Linked DNA regions of Homo sapiens: regions 1 and 3 are each linked to region 2. The links are chromatin loops, found by intact Hi-C in ENCODE. Cell type or tissue: B cell. All regions are shown on one strand. Region 1 overlaps CLCA1 (chloride channel accessory 1). Region 2 overlaps CLCA4-AS1 (CLCA4 antisense RNA 1). Region 3 overlaps CLCA4 (chloride channel accessory 4).

Region 1 (4,000 bases), 120 kb before region 2:
ACCAAGACCTGAAATTAATAAGGATGATGTTCAACACAAGCAAGTGTGTTTCAGCAGAACATCCTCGGGAGGCTCATTTGTGGCTTCTGATGTCCCAAATGCTCCCATACCTGATCTCTTCCCACCTGGCCAAATCACCGACCTGAAGGCGGAAATTCACGGGGGCAGTCTCATTAATCTGACTTGGACAGCTCCTGGGGATGATTATGACCATGGAACAGGTAAGCTGAACCTGGTGTGGACCCTGTAAAAGAGTTTACCAGCCAAGTAGAAGAGCAGAAGCGGGTGAGGCAGGCAGCCGTGTTCTGATACTTAGGGGGCAGAAGGCAGGAGGGATCTTGCCGGTCCTTTGAAATGAGGGATAAATGTATTTAAAGAAGAGAGATTTAAAACCTGAAAAACTGGTAAACTTTGGGAGTAAGAGGCTTCAGCCAGGAAGGGTAAACCTCACTTTGTTTCTGAAATCTTACCAAACTGTCCTTTGACAAACTCCATTTTCTGGGTAGCAGTGACTCCTGGGGAAGAACTGGAAATGGAGCATAGATGTCTGCAGAGCAGAGCTCTTTTGGAAGGAACCTCAGGTCCTACCAGACTTTCTCTCTCAAAGTGTGGTCTGTGGACTGCAGCATGTAGATACCATGAACACTTGTTAGAAAGTGTTTTCAGATCTGCATTTTCAGATCCCTGGGTGATTTGTACACACATTACAGTTTGAGAAGCATTGGTGCAAACTGCCTCTATAAATAATAAAACAATAAACAGTTGTTAAACAGTCTCTTCTTTCTGCCGGGCACTATGGCTAGAAATGCTGACCAAGGCTTTACGTCATGCCCAATCCAGTTTTACGCTTATCACTGTGTCATTATATACAAACAAGAATGTAAAAGAGATAGTAATCCTTGTAAACAGGACCATCAGTTCATTTATTTGGGAACCTTATGGGGTGATGATATAATTTCTCATAGACTTTTAAAGCTTTTTAAATATTTTTTAAAGCTCTACTGCTTAAGAAGTTTCTTTAATATTTCAGAATTAAAGTCACATTCTTCTTTTTTCTTTTTAGCTCACAAGTATATCATTCGAATAAGTACAAGTATTCTTGATCTCAGAGACAAGTTCAATGAATCTCTTCAAGTGAATACTACTGCTCTCATCCCAAAGGAAGCCAACTCTGAGGAAGTCTTTTTGTTTAAACCAGAAAACATTACTTTTGAAAATGGCACAGATCTTTTCATTGCTATTCAGGCTGTTGATAAGGTCGATCTGAAATCAGAAATATCCAACATTGCACGAGTATCTTTGTTTATTCCTCCACAGACTCCGCCAGAGACACCTAGTCCTGATGAAACGTCTGCTCCTTGTCCTAATATTCATATCAACAGCACCATTCCTGGCATTCACATTTTAAAAATTATGTGGAAGTGGATAGGAGAACTGCAGCTGTCAATAGCCTAGGGCTGAATTTTTGTCAGATAAATAAAATAAATCATTCATCCTTTTTTTTGATTATAAAATTTTCTAAAATGTATTTTAGACTTCCTGTAGGGGGCGATATACTAAATGTATATAGTACATTTATACTAAATGTATTCCTGTAGGGGGCGATATACTAAATGTATTTTAGACTTCCTGTAGGGGGCGATAAAATAAAATGCTAAACAACTGGGTATACATGCATAAAAACTATCCATTCAAACCCAAAAATTTAATAATCATTGAGTCTTTTATTAATGAATTTGAATACTAGAAAGAAACAGGGCTTGCATCAATAAATGGAAGTATGTTTTTATTTGTTTTAAGGAGCTTTGCCAGTTAAAAACAACATGCAATTGCAGAAATCTAACAGAGTTGCTAAAAGTTGTTTGATTTCTTTTGGTGAAGAAAAGCCAATCTAAATTATTTAAATATAAAAGACATGACTTGTTTTATAGGAGTTTTGGACCAGCATCACTAGGAATATGTCTTATTTTCTCTAAATTTGAGCAATGATGGTGCATTTAAGGAAGAGATGGCATTGAAGAAAGAAAGAACAGCACAATGAAAATTCCCTAGGCACAGAAATGAACGTTATGTGCATGAAATTACAAGAGTTAGTGATGCTTTAAGCCATGGCAGTGGGGATAAGGTGGGAAAGGTAGCTTCAGGCCAGGTGTGAAGGGAAAGTGATTGAGAAATAAACATTTATTGTGTACTTTGTCCAAGGGCCCAACTAATGCCTTATGTGCATTAGTTTATTTAATGTAATTCAGTTCTTTCAACAAATGTTCACCAGCTGCTTATTATTTTCCAGGCCAATGCTAGGTTCTAAGGATAGAAAGATGAGTAAGCATTGGCCTTTTTCCTGTATACTAAAAAGAGCATTTGAGGATTTATTTTTGAAATCAGGAGGCAGATATGCTCAGAGATATGCTTGAGAAGGGAGTCTTTAAGAACCGCACGAAGCCCTTAATAAGTGTGAGAAAGACCAGCAGCATAACAAATGAAAGGGGAAGGAGAAGAAGAGGAAAAAGGGTTGGAAGTGTAGGCCTAGCACTATGGCAGTCCTCGTGAAGGACTAGTCACAGATTCCAGTGCCTGTAGGTGTAGATAGTCCTGTGAAAATTGTTTCGAGTTCCCAGTTATTAGTACAATGAGTTCAAGATGTGGGTGGCTCTCTTTATGATTGAAAACAAAATATCTAGCATATCATTTCTGCGTAGACCCAAAATTTCTTTATTTGTAGACCTTTCTTATTTCAAAACCAGATTTGAGCCATCTTAGTGATACATGCAATAAACATAAAAATAAAGAAATAAAATATATAATAAAAACTAGAAGAAGTGCTCAGGTATAAACCTATAAAGAATACATGGGGGAAAAAAACTAGAGGGAAAACCACCACATCAAATGCATAATATAATGTTCTGTACAATTGCTACAGCCAAGTCACATATTTCACTTTGTGACAAGTAGGTAGGACAAATGAAGTGTATATAGTAACAAGATTAACAGAGTCTATAGTGAAAAGCAAGCCAGAAGCAGCTCAGGAGAAGCATGGCTTTTCCTAGTCGTGAGACCCACAAGAAGTTTTATCTGTGGATCCTCAGTTTATTAGGGCACTGTGATGTTAAGGGCCGCAGCCAAAGCAGCAACCGTATAGTAATCATAACAACAAGTTTAATATAGGGCTAATTACTTCCTTCACTGTAAGCCAAAGGAGTAACACCACAGCATTGTTCAGGAAAGGCAATTATACAGGGACCCAAAAAATGCGGGCCTAGCAATTAGCTCTTGAGCTTGCCCCAGAGGTAAAATTTGGAGTGAATGGATTGCATGTCCTTCAGGCTGTTTCCTAGGACCCGTATTTCTTACATATAAATTTGTTATAAAAACTGAACAGTAGAGAGTTCCAAGACTAGGAAGACCCTGATGTTCCCAAAGTCAGTACTGTTTATTGAGGGCACAACCAGTTGCTTTGCCAGCCAAATGGGCAGAGGGTTGTTGGGGGTGCATGGCAACAAATTCAAGCTTGTATACAAAGCATTTGAGGTCGGGGCATGGAAAAAGACGGAGGCACTGTGTGTATGTTATTTGTGCATGGAAATGTAACTCCTTGACCCTGAAAACAGGACAAGGAGTGGAGTGTGTCATGAGGAACGCTGAAAACAGCCTCCTGAGAATGTGGTTTGAATGCTTTTAGAAGGCCACAGGTGTGTCACGACCCGACCTCAAGAGGCCATCTAGTGGATGTTTGTAGTTTAACAAGCCCTTTCAATAAATACTTGGCGGATGGATTCTGGGGTGACACTCTCTCAGAAGAGTGGTCCGCCGCTCCGCTCAGCTGGAATTGTCTGAGAACTCATTCTGGGCGTTCACTGCAAGCTATAAACTCTACAAGTGGTGCGCCCGAAGTGATCGCCTTGAAGTTGCACGTGAAGGAGGAAAACTCCTTAATTTTTGGGGAATCCCAGTAAGGGACAGTCCTGATTGCCATTAGGAGGACGGGACCCACGCGTAAAAT
Region 2 (4,000 bases):
CTCGGCCAACTTTTTTTTTTTTTTTTGAGATGGAGTCTCACCCTGTCACTCAGGCTGGAGTGCAGTGGTGTGATCTCGGCTCACTGCAACCTCTGCCTCTTGAGCTCAACTTATTCTCCTGCCTCAGCCTCCCGAATAGCTGGGATTACAGGCATGAGCCACCATGCCTGGCTAATTGTGTTTTTGTATCTTTAGTAGAGACAGGGTTTCACCATGTTGGCCAGGCTGGTCTTGAAATCCTGACCTTGTGATCCACCCGTCTTGGCCTCCCAAAGTGCTGGAATTACAGGCGTGAGCCACCGCGCCTGGCCTCCTTGGCCAACTTTTACAGGTGTGTGCTCTGGTAAGAAGCTGACATTGATCTATGAGATGAGTGAAATCTGTTCTGTTGTTACTTTTTTACTATGACCAAATGTCATTCCATCTCTTCCTAAGGGAATAAGAATTTATTATTGTTAACAAGGAGAGAAATGTTAGAGCTGTATTTAATATATGTCATGTTTGAGATACCCATCAGCCATCCAAGTAAAGATGTTCAGTAGATAATAGGTTATGTCAATCTGGAATTTCAGGTACACATCAAGTCTGAGAGTTATCAGCCTATAAATGGTATTTACAACTACAGATTGGATGAAAACACCTTAGGGAGAGAATGTATCTAGCTAGAGCCCTGGATGGGGAGAGGTCTCTAAACTTGGCAGGATACAACAAAGTTGTATGAGAATAATGATCAGGAGGTCCATAAATAATCCTAAATATTTCATGATGTATTGCATTTAAATACAGAAAAACATACAAGAACTTTAAAGGGTAAAATTGACCCAACTTTACTTGAAAATTCTGAGTATTAAACTGCAAATAAGTCATAAATAAAGGAAACATATTTATAAAAATGAAATTTAATGATAGCATTCAGTACACACTCCATGCCTCGCATTATATAAGCACTTGGAGAATGAGATGAGTGGGAAGACTTCTCTCATGAAGTTTTGAACTCATCCTTCCATTCATTCTATCAAGAAATACTTAGCCAATTCTTTTGAGGTAACTGATACATGCTTAAGTAATGGGTATATGTCTGTGAACAAGACAGACATACTTATGAAATTCAATGGAAAAGATAGCATTAATTGATAGCATTGATAGATGGATAAAAAAGATAGAATATACCACTCAAGTGCAAAGTATAGGATGCTATGGGCACTTTTATATCAGGGAGAACTAACATAATCAAGGAGTCATAGAAAGTTTCTCGGAAGTAAATTTTTAGCTAAAAATTTAAAGAAGGAATGAGTAGAGAGTCACCAAGAGTGTAGAAAATAATGCCCAAGGCAAAACGAACAGCAAGTGTAAAAAGTTTGAGAAGAGAGCCTCAAGCAGTTGAGAAATAGAAAGAATAATCTGACCAGAGTAAGAGATGAGACTGAAGAATTAAGTATTCGGGCTGTGATAAGGTGGGGTCCTTGCAAGTCTCACTAAGGATTTTAGACTTTATCATAAGGTAACTGGGAATAACACAGTAAGAACTTGTTTACCAAAGCTCACTACTGTAAGTGATATAATATATACAACTAAAAATGTCTGTAGAATCACAGAGGAGGGAAAGACCAACTGGTCAGGTGGGCTTCCCAAGAAGCAGCATTTTAGTCAAACTTTGAAGAATCTGAGAGATTCTACCAGGCAGCAAAAGAGAAAGGGCATTACAGAAAGAGGGAATGACAAGGACAAAGGCACAACTAACTTTAAAAAAAAAAAAAAAAAAGAGCTGGGCATGCTGGGAACAGGAGAAACCATAAAGTATAGCATTGTAAAGTGACATGAGCACAGTGAGAAATAAGGCTAAGAGGCACATTCCTAACATTTGTGTACAAATGGTATAATGTGGCACAAGGAACATATGTTTAAATATTTAAAAGTTATAAATCATGTTAACAAACAAAATTTGTTCTCCTCTCTACGTATCTTCAAATTCAAAATATGGTGGATGACAAGATGTGGAGTACAGGTAAATATGATAAATTTACTTTTATACAGGCCTTTAATTTATACTTAACAGTCCAAGTATTATATCTTTATAGGAGTTTAACAAGTCACTCCAGTTCTAAATCAAAGTTCATGAACTGTATTAGTCAATTTTCAAACTGCTATAAAGTTACTACCTGAGACTGGGTAATTTATGAACAAAAGAGGGTTAATTGACTCACAGTTCTGCATGGGTGGGGAGGTCTTACAATCATTGCGAAAGGGGAAGTGTCACCTTCTTCACAAGGCAGCAGGAAAGAAAGAGTGAAAGAGGAAGTGCCACTTTTAAAACCATCAGATCTTATGAGAACTCACTCACTAGCACTAGCACAGCACAGGGGAAACTGCTCCCATGATCCAGTCACCTCCCATTAGGTCCCTCCCTCAACACATGAGGATTACAATTTGGATTACAATTCAAGATGAGACTTGGGTGGGGACACAGAGCCAAACCATATCATGAACCTTATGATTAAAGTTACATAAATCTTATCAGAAAACAATAATTAACAGTAAACTTCTGGGTTCTAGGACCAGTCTTTTTAATGATTCCAGTAATTACTGCATATCTGATATGAATAATTAGATATGAACACAAGACTGTATAAGACTGGAAAGTTTTCAGACTCTATTAAATAGGTGAAAATGGAAAACTGCCACTGAGTGCGGTTAGCTCCACTAGAATCTTACAGGGACTTACAATGGTATCTAAACAAATTCTTTACTATGCAAATTCATTTATTTAATGTTTCTACTCCCTTATCATGCTGTTTTCCATAGCACAAAATTAGGTGTCCAGCTTTTAGGCCTTTTTGATGTTTTTAGAATGTTTTTGAATTTTTTATTGATATATCATAGTTGTATATATTTTTGAGGTACATATTTTCATACATGTATACAATGTGTAATGACCAAATCAGAGTAATAGGGATATCCATTACCTCAAACATTTATCTTTTATTTGTGTTGAGAACACTACAATTCTTCTCTCCTAGCTTTTTGAATTATATAATAAATTAATGTTAAGTATAATTTCTCTATAGTACTATTAAATAAAATAATTCATTCCTTCTATCTAAACAGTATTTTTGTACCCATTAACCAATTTTGCCTTAATTCCAGTCATATCTTCTTAACCTTTCCCTGAGTCAAAGTTCATTTCTCTCTCTTCTCCGAACACCAACTCACTTATTTTAACACTTAAATTAACTATTTATATATATAGTTTATACGTAAACTGTATATAAATAGTTATACATAGTTTATAAATAGTTTACATATAAACTATATATAATTTATTTTAATGTTAAAGTGAGTGAGTTGGTGTTCAGAGAAGGGAGAGAATACACTATGTGTGTGTGTGTGTGTGTGTGTGTGTGTGTGTGTGTGTGTGTGTGTGTGTGTGTGTATGGAAACTAAATTCCAAAAAGGGAAAAACTGTTCCTAGAGGAGGCATGGGCATAAAGATAGGGTGTGTTTTAAGCAGAGGAACTCTGCTAAAGTAAGGCAAAGCCAGCAGAACTTTTAACAACCATGCACACTGGTATGACAGATTGGAATCTATAGGAGCCCCAAATGCAGAGGTAATCCTGCCTACCTTTCAATTATCTCCATGAGACTTTTGTTGAGTAAGTAGCAGCACAACAGGCTGGTGGCTGGGCTGGAAAGCAAAAGTCTTAAAGCCCTTAGGTCTCAAAATCCTTTTAGAGGGGGAGCCCTGTAATACACACAGAACAGGTAACATTCTCTAGATATTTGAAACTAGAGGTGAACTGAAACTACCTAGAGCTGCAACTCAGCACTGACTCAGCTTGACTCCTCACAAAGAAAGGGCACACTTTTCCTGGGAGGAAATAATACTTATTTGAATCTCTATAATTATTTTAAAAACAATGAGGTTTAAGCATATAAATTTTAAAATGTCAGTATCAGTGCATGTAATTTTTTAAATGGGAGACATGTGAAGAACTGGGAAAAT
Region 3 (4,000 bases), 66 kb before region 2:
GTTGGACTCATTTGTTCTTTAAAGAATTCTTTGTTGAATGTTTATGACATGCTAAAGAGCAGTAAAATTTTTTTAAAGCCTCTGGCACCATGCAGTGTATCTTCTTTTCAGAGATATAGTTAATAAGTAAATGGATCACAGGTCAGATGGTGGTAGTAGGTTGCTGTGGAGTAAAACAAATCAGGAAGGGGGATATGGAGTGTTAGGTGGGGCTGGATTGGGGGAGAATGTGGGTTGCTATTTCATGAGGGAAGTCAGGGAAGGCCTCACTGATGATGTGTCAGCACAGACCTGAGATGAGCGAGAGAAGAGCCCATTGAAAACTAGGGGAGAAAAACAGCATGGAGGTGAGAATTCGTTTGATGTAACCAAGGAAACAGCTATGAATGAGCAGGAGGAAGCATAGGGTGAGCTGAAGTTAGAGAGGTGGCAGGGCCTAGACCACCAGAAAGACTTTGACTTTGACTCTGTGATGAAAATCCATAGGAGGATTCTGAGCAGAGAAGGGTGTGTTCTCATGCATGTTCAGGAATCACTCTGACTGCAATATTAAGGACTGTAAAGAATTTCCACTTGTCACCCATCCTCTATAAACTCTGTGGCAGCTTACTGGTGTAGAAGGACCCCAGGTAGGAAACTCTTGCAGGTGGGCAGTGATGGTGACTAGGAACAGGGAGGTTGTGGTAAAGATTGTTAAAGTGATATGGTGGTTAAGATGTATAGGGGATAGGTGAGGGTAGGAAGGAAATATAATAAGAGTCAAGGAAGAATTCAAGAGTTTTGCTTGAACACTTGGATTGAGAAGGGGAAGACTGTAAGTGGAGAAAATTTGGCATTTGGAAAATCAAGAGTTAGTTGGTTGGGGCTTTTGGAATTTATGTTACTTCTGAAAACATCCATGTAGATGGAGGCAGGAATCTGAATTCATGATGAAGAATGAAAATTTGGGTGTAGATAACTAGGCAAGTACAGATGGAGAAGAGAAAGGCTCCAGGACTAAACCAAGGACACTGATTTCTGTTTCTTTCAAATATAACATTCTATGTAATATAGAGTTTGGTGGTGTAGCCACGTAAATTATTTTTCCCTCTCCCTGATATCAACATATACTAATTCTTTATATTTAATTTCTCCACTACTGTGTTCTGCTGCTTATGGTTGGACCCTTCTGCATGTTTTAATTACCCAGCAGAAGGTGATAGGCATGAACTAAGTTGTAATCAAGTGATTTTGTGGCTGCCATTTGTCATTCACTCTCTATAAACTCTGTTACATCACAAAGATATTTGCTTATAGGTACCTTTTAAATTTCATGAGAAGATAATAATTCATTTTACTAAAGATGTTTAAAGAACAGTTAATGCAGCTAATTCTGAATGATAGGTTTTTAGTGTCCAGAGGACAGTAAATCAGTATCAAACTTTTCTTACTCAGACATCACTATTTGAAAGAATTACTTGGATGGGCAAAAATTTTGTAAACATGGTCCTCTATAAGTACAAGCAGAAATTCAATTGTTTACAGGCATGCCCAGATTTTACAATGTTTCCTGACATTTCTCCCAGCCCTTCACAAAATCTTCGCGTTTAATATCTTCAAGAAACCCTATGAAATACTATAATCCACATTTTACAGAAGAAAAAACTAGGGGTCCGAAAAAAAAAATGATTTTTCTAAGATCATAGTAAGTATCACAGTCAGAGGTAAGAATCGCTTCAACCAAGGAGGCAGAGGTTGCAGTGAGCTGAGATCATGCCACTGCATTCCAGCCTGGGTGACAGAGCAAGACTCTGTCTCAAAAAAATAAAAATAAAAATAAAATTAAAAAAAAGTGCCTTTCATCCTTATATTTCCTCATGAGATAATAAGGTCTAGGGAGGGATCATTTCTTTTTTTTTTTTTTTTGAGACAGAATCTCGATCTGTCCCCCAGGCTGGAGTGCAGTGGTGCGATCTTGGCTCACTGCAAGCTCCGCCTCCCACGTTCACGCCATTCTCCTGTCTCAGCCTCCCGAGTGGCTGGGATTACAGGCGCCTGCCACCACGCCCCGCTAATTTTTTGTATTTTTAGTAGAGACGGGGTTTCACCGTGTTAGCCAGGATGGTCTCAATCTCCTGACCTCGTGATCCGCCCGCCTCGGCCTCCCAAAGTGCTGGGATTACCGTCGTGAGCCACCGCACCCAGCCTCTTTTTTTAATGTTTAAGAAAATGCAGTTTTTATCCAAAATGAGTTTGTGTACCAAATATTAATAGTTTAGCTAATCATTGTTATATTCGTTCATTATGTTATTTTTATTTCAATTCTTGCTTTTAAAAAACCCAAAACTTTAAAAATCCTTATGCCTTGTCTATTTTCTTTACCTTTGTTTTGTTTTGTTTTGATGGATAATTTTTTAATAAAGTGAGGTTTACATCACTGATATTTAAGAATGGCTGTATCCACAAAAGAAAACAAACCTTTTTGGCTAAGGGGTGAGGAAGTTAGAAAAAGCATGAGAAACAGGAAACACAAGAGGGGTGAGGCGGGGCAGGAGAGGAAGGTTGCAGGCACCTCCAGCTCACTCCCTGAGGCAGCACCTATGACCCTACAGATCAAGGGGCCATGAATGACAGGGATTCGGATTTCTTTCATTCTAGACTTCAGCCTTAACCTTTTGTTCCAGCACCAATCTAACAGAGCAGCACAGGCATTTCTAATCCAGTAGCAATGCTATTTCCTCAGCCAGGGCAGGTGCCTGGGCTGACGGGAGGCCTTCAGGAACACCGCCTGTCAGAAGGCACCACGGAGGGTCTCTGAGGTCCTGAAGACCAACTGGTGCCCGTGATCTCCAAACAGACAAATATTTGACCTTTGCCTTCAATGACATTTACACATAAATAGACATAAATAAAATTCTCCATAATTTATGCTCAAGTCTAGGAAGATGTGGCTCCCACAGTAGATTTTCTAATGACAAAAAAAATGTAGTAGCTGTGTGCGGTTTTTGAGTTTCACCCAGGTCTCACGGTAGCACAGAACATAATGGAGAAGTATTGCACGCACATTTAAAGTAAAACATGATACACTCACACTGTTGACAAGGACCGTAGTGATGCCCACTGCAAAAAAAATCCCTTATTTAAACCTGAAAAAAATGAAACACACCAACTACAATTGTTCAGGCTATAAAAGTTCTAATGTCGCAGCAAAGGATATTTATAGAAAAAATATACTTTTAAGAAAATAGCTGAAAAAATCTAAAGACATAAGGTATAAAAAGTTTAAAAATATGTATCTTAAGACAAAATATTGCCCAAAACACTTAAAACTGAATTGTAAAAAAATCACCTGTCTGAATGTAAAGGAGGTTGATGCAGCTGTGGTTCGCCGTCCTCTACAGTGGGGGACACAAAGAGAGACGAAGGGCCCAGGGCTGTAAGGACGTCAGGACCGGTCCAGAGAGGAGAAGTCTTCCAGGAGAACAGCCATCTCTGCCTGGCCCTCCACAGCGGGGAAAGTGAGTGGGACGGGCCTGGGGTTGCAGACCCTGCTGATGATGGTCTGTTCTGGGATTTCTCAGAATCAGCAGACAGGGCAGCAAGGCTGGGCAGCGGGCGGCAGGCGCACCCTCTACGGGAGCCAGTGCTCACGTGTCCACGCGTCAGACACAGCTGCGAGCGCTCAGGGCTCTGGTTCAGGTCTCCACCAGGATCTCCACCATGTGGTCCAGCTCGCCCAGATCGGACTTGCAGATGGAGCTGGGGCACGGGGTGACCGGAGCCAAGCCCTCGAGCCCTTCACAGGGGCCCGGCCCGGCACCCCCATCATGCCTGTCAGTACTGTGTCCAGGTTGTAGTAGGGGCTGTCCACGCCTGAAAACAGCTCTTCCATGTAGCGGGGGATTTTAGTCTCCAGCGTTTCATATATATCTGATCGAGTGATTTGCGAAAGCTTCCTCTGTTTTCTTGAGGGCCATCCATCTCCCAGACGCTCCTCCCTCTGCGGGTGCCTCGGCGTCTG

Evidence for each region. Hi-C counts contacts between places; a loop is a spot of excess contacts. Peaks named below come from ENCODE experiments on the same cell type or tissue, not always from the same donor. Only the 100,000 strongest peaks of a DNase experiment are listed, where the experiment ranks them.
Region 1: it touches region 2 in a loop (7-fold over the local background); 1 of 110 quality-filtered maps calls a loop at or near these places.
Region 3: a loop joins it to region 2, with 5 times the contacts of the local background. A loop is called at or near these places in 1 of 110 quality-filtered maps.

Annotation. Positions count from the first base shown.
Region 1 is chr1:86,498,591-86,502,590 of GRCh38, forward strand. CLCA1 (chloride channel accessory 1) reads left to right here. Exons shown (of 14, transcript NM_001285.4): 13 at 1-221; 14 at 1,064-1,669. The coding sequence ends at 1,455. The region is part of intron 1 of LOC124904210 (a long non-coding RNA gene); the gene reads right to left. It overlaps LOC105378827 (a long non-coding RNA gene), which reads right to left. Exons shown (of 2, transcript XR_001738132.2): 2 at 3,412-4,000. Among named protein-coding and RNA genes, the nearest start is that of CLCA1, 32 kb to the left of the region's middle. RefSeq lists an enhancer at 3,854-3,943. In B cell, CTCF peaks have their summits at 1,602 (motif pointing right), 1,816, 3,716 and 3,920; DNase peaks (open chromatin) are centred at 1,641 and 3,751; H3K4me3 peaks cover 246 bases.
Region 2 is chr1:86,614,824-86,618,823 of GRCh38, forward strand. The region is part of intron 4 of CLCA4-AS1 (CLCA4 antisense RNA 1); the gene reads right to left. Among named protein-coding and RNA genes, the nearest start is that of CLCA4, 70 kb to the left of the region's middle. RefSeq lists an enhancer at 2,401-2,450. In B cell, no CTCF peak of the experiment used is centred here; a DNase peak (open chromatin) is centred at 2,278; H3K4me3 peaks cover 900 bases; H3K27ac peaks cover 1,729 bases.
Region 3 is chr1:86,548,945-86,552,944 of GRCh38, forward strand. All of the region lies in intron 1 of CLCA4 (chloride channel accessory 4), which reads left to right. It also overlaps the pseudogene CDCA4P2. Among named protein-coding and RNA genes, the nearest start is that of CLCA4, 3.9 kb to the left of the region's middle. In B cell, no CTCF peak of the experiment used is centred here; no DNase peak of the experiment used is centred here.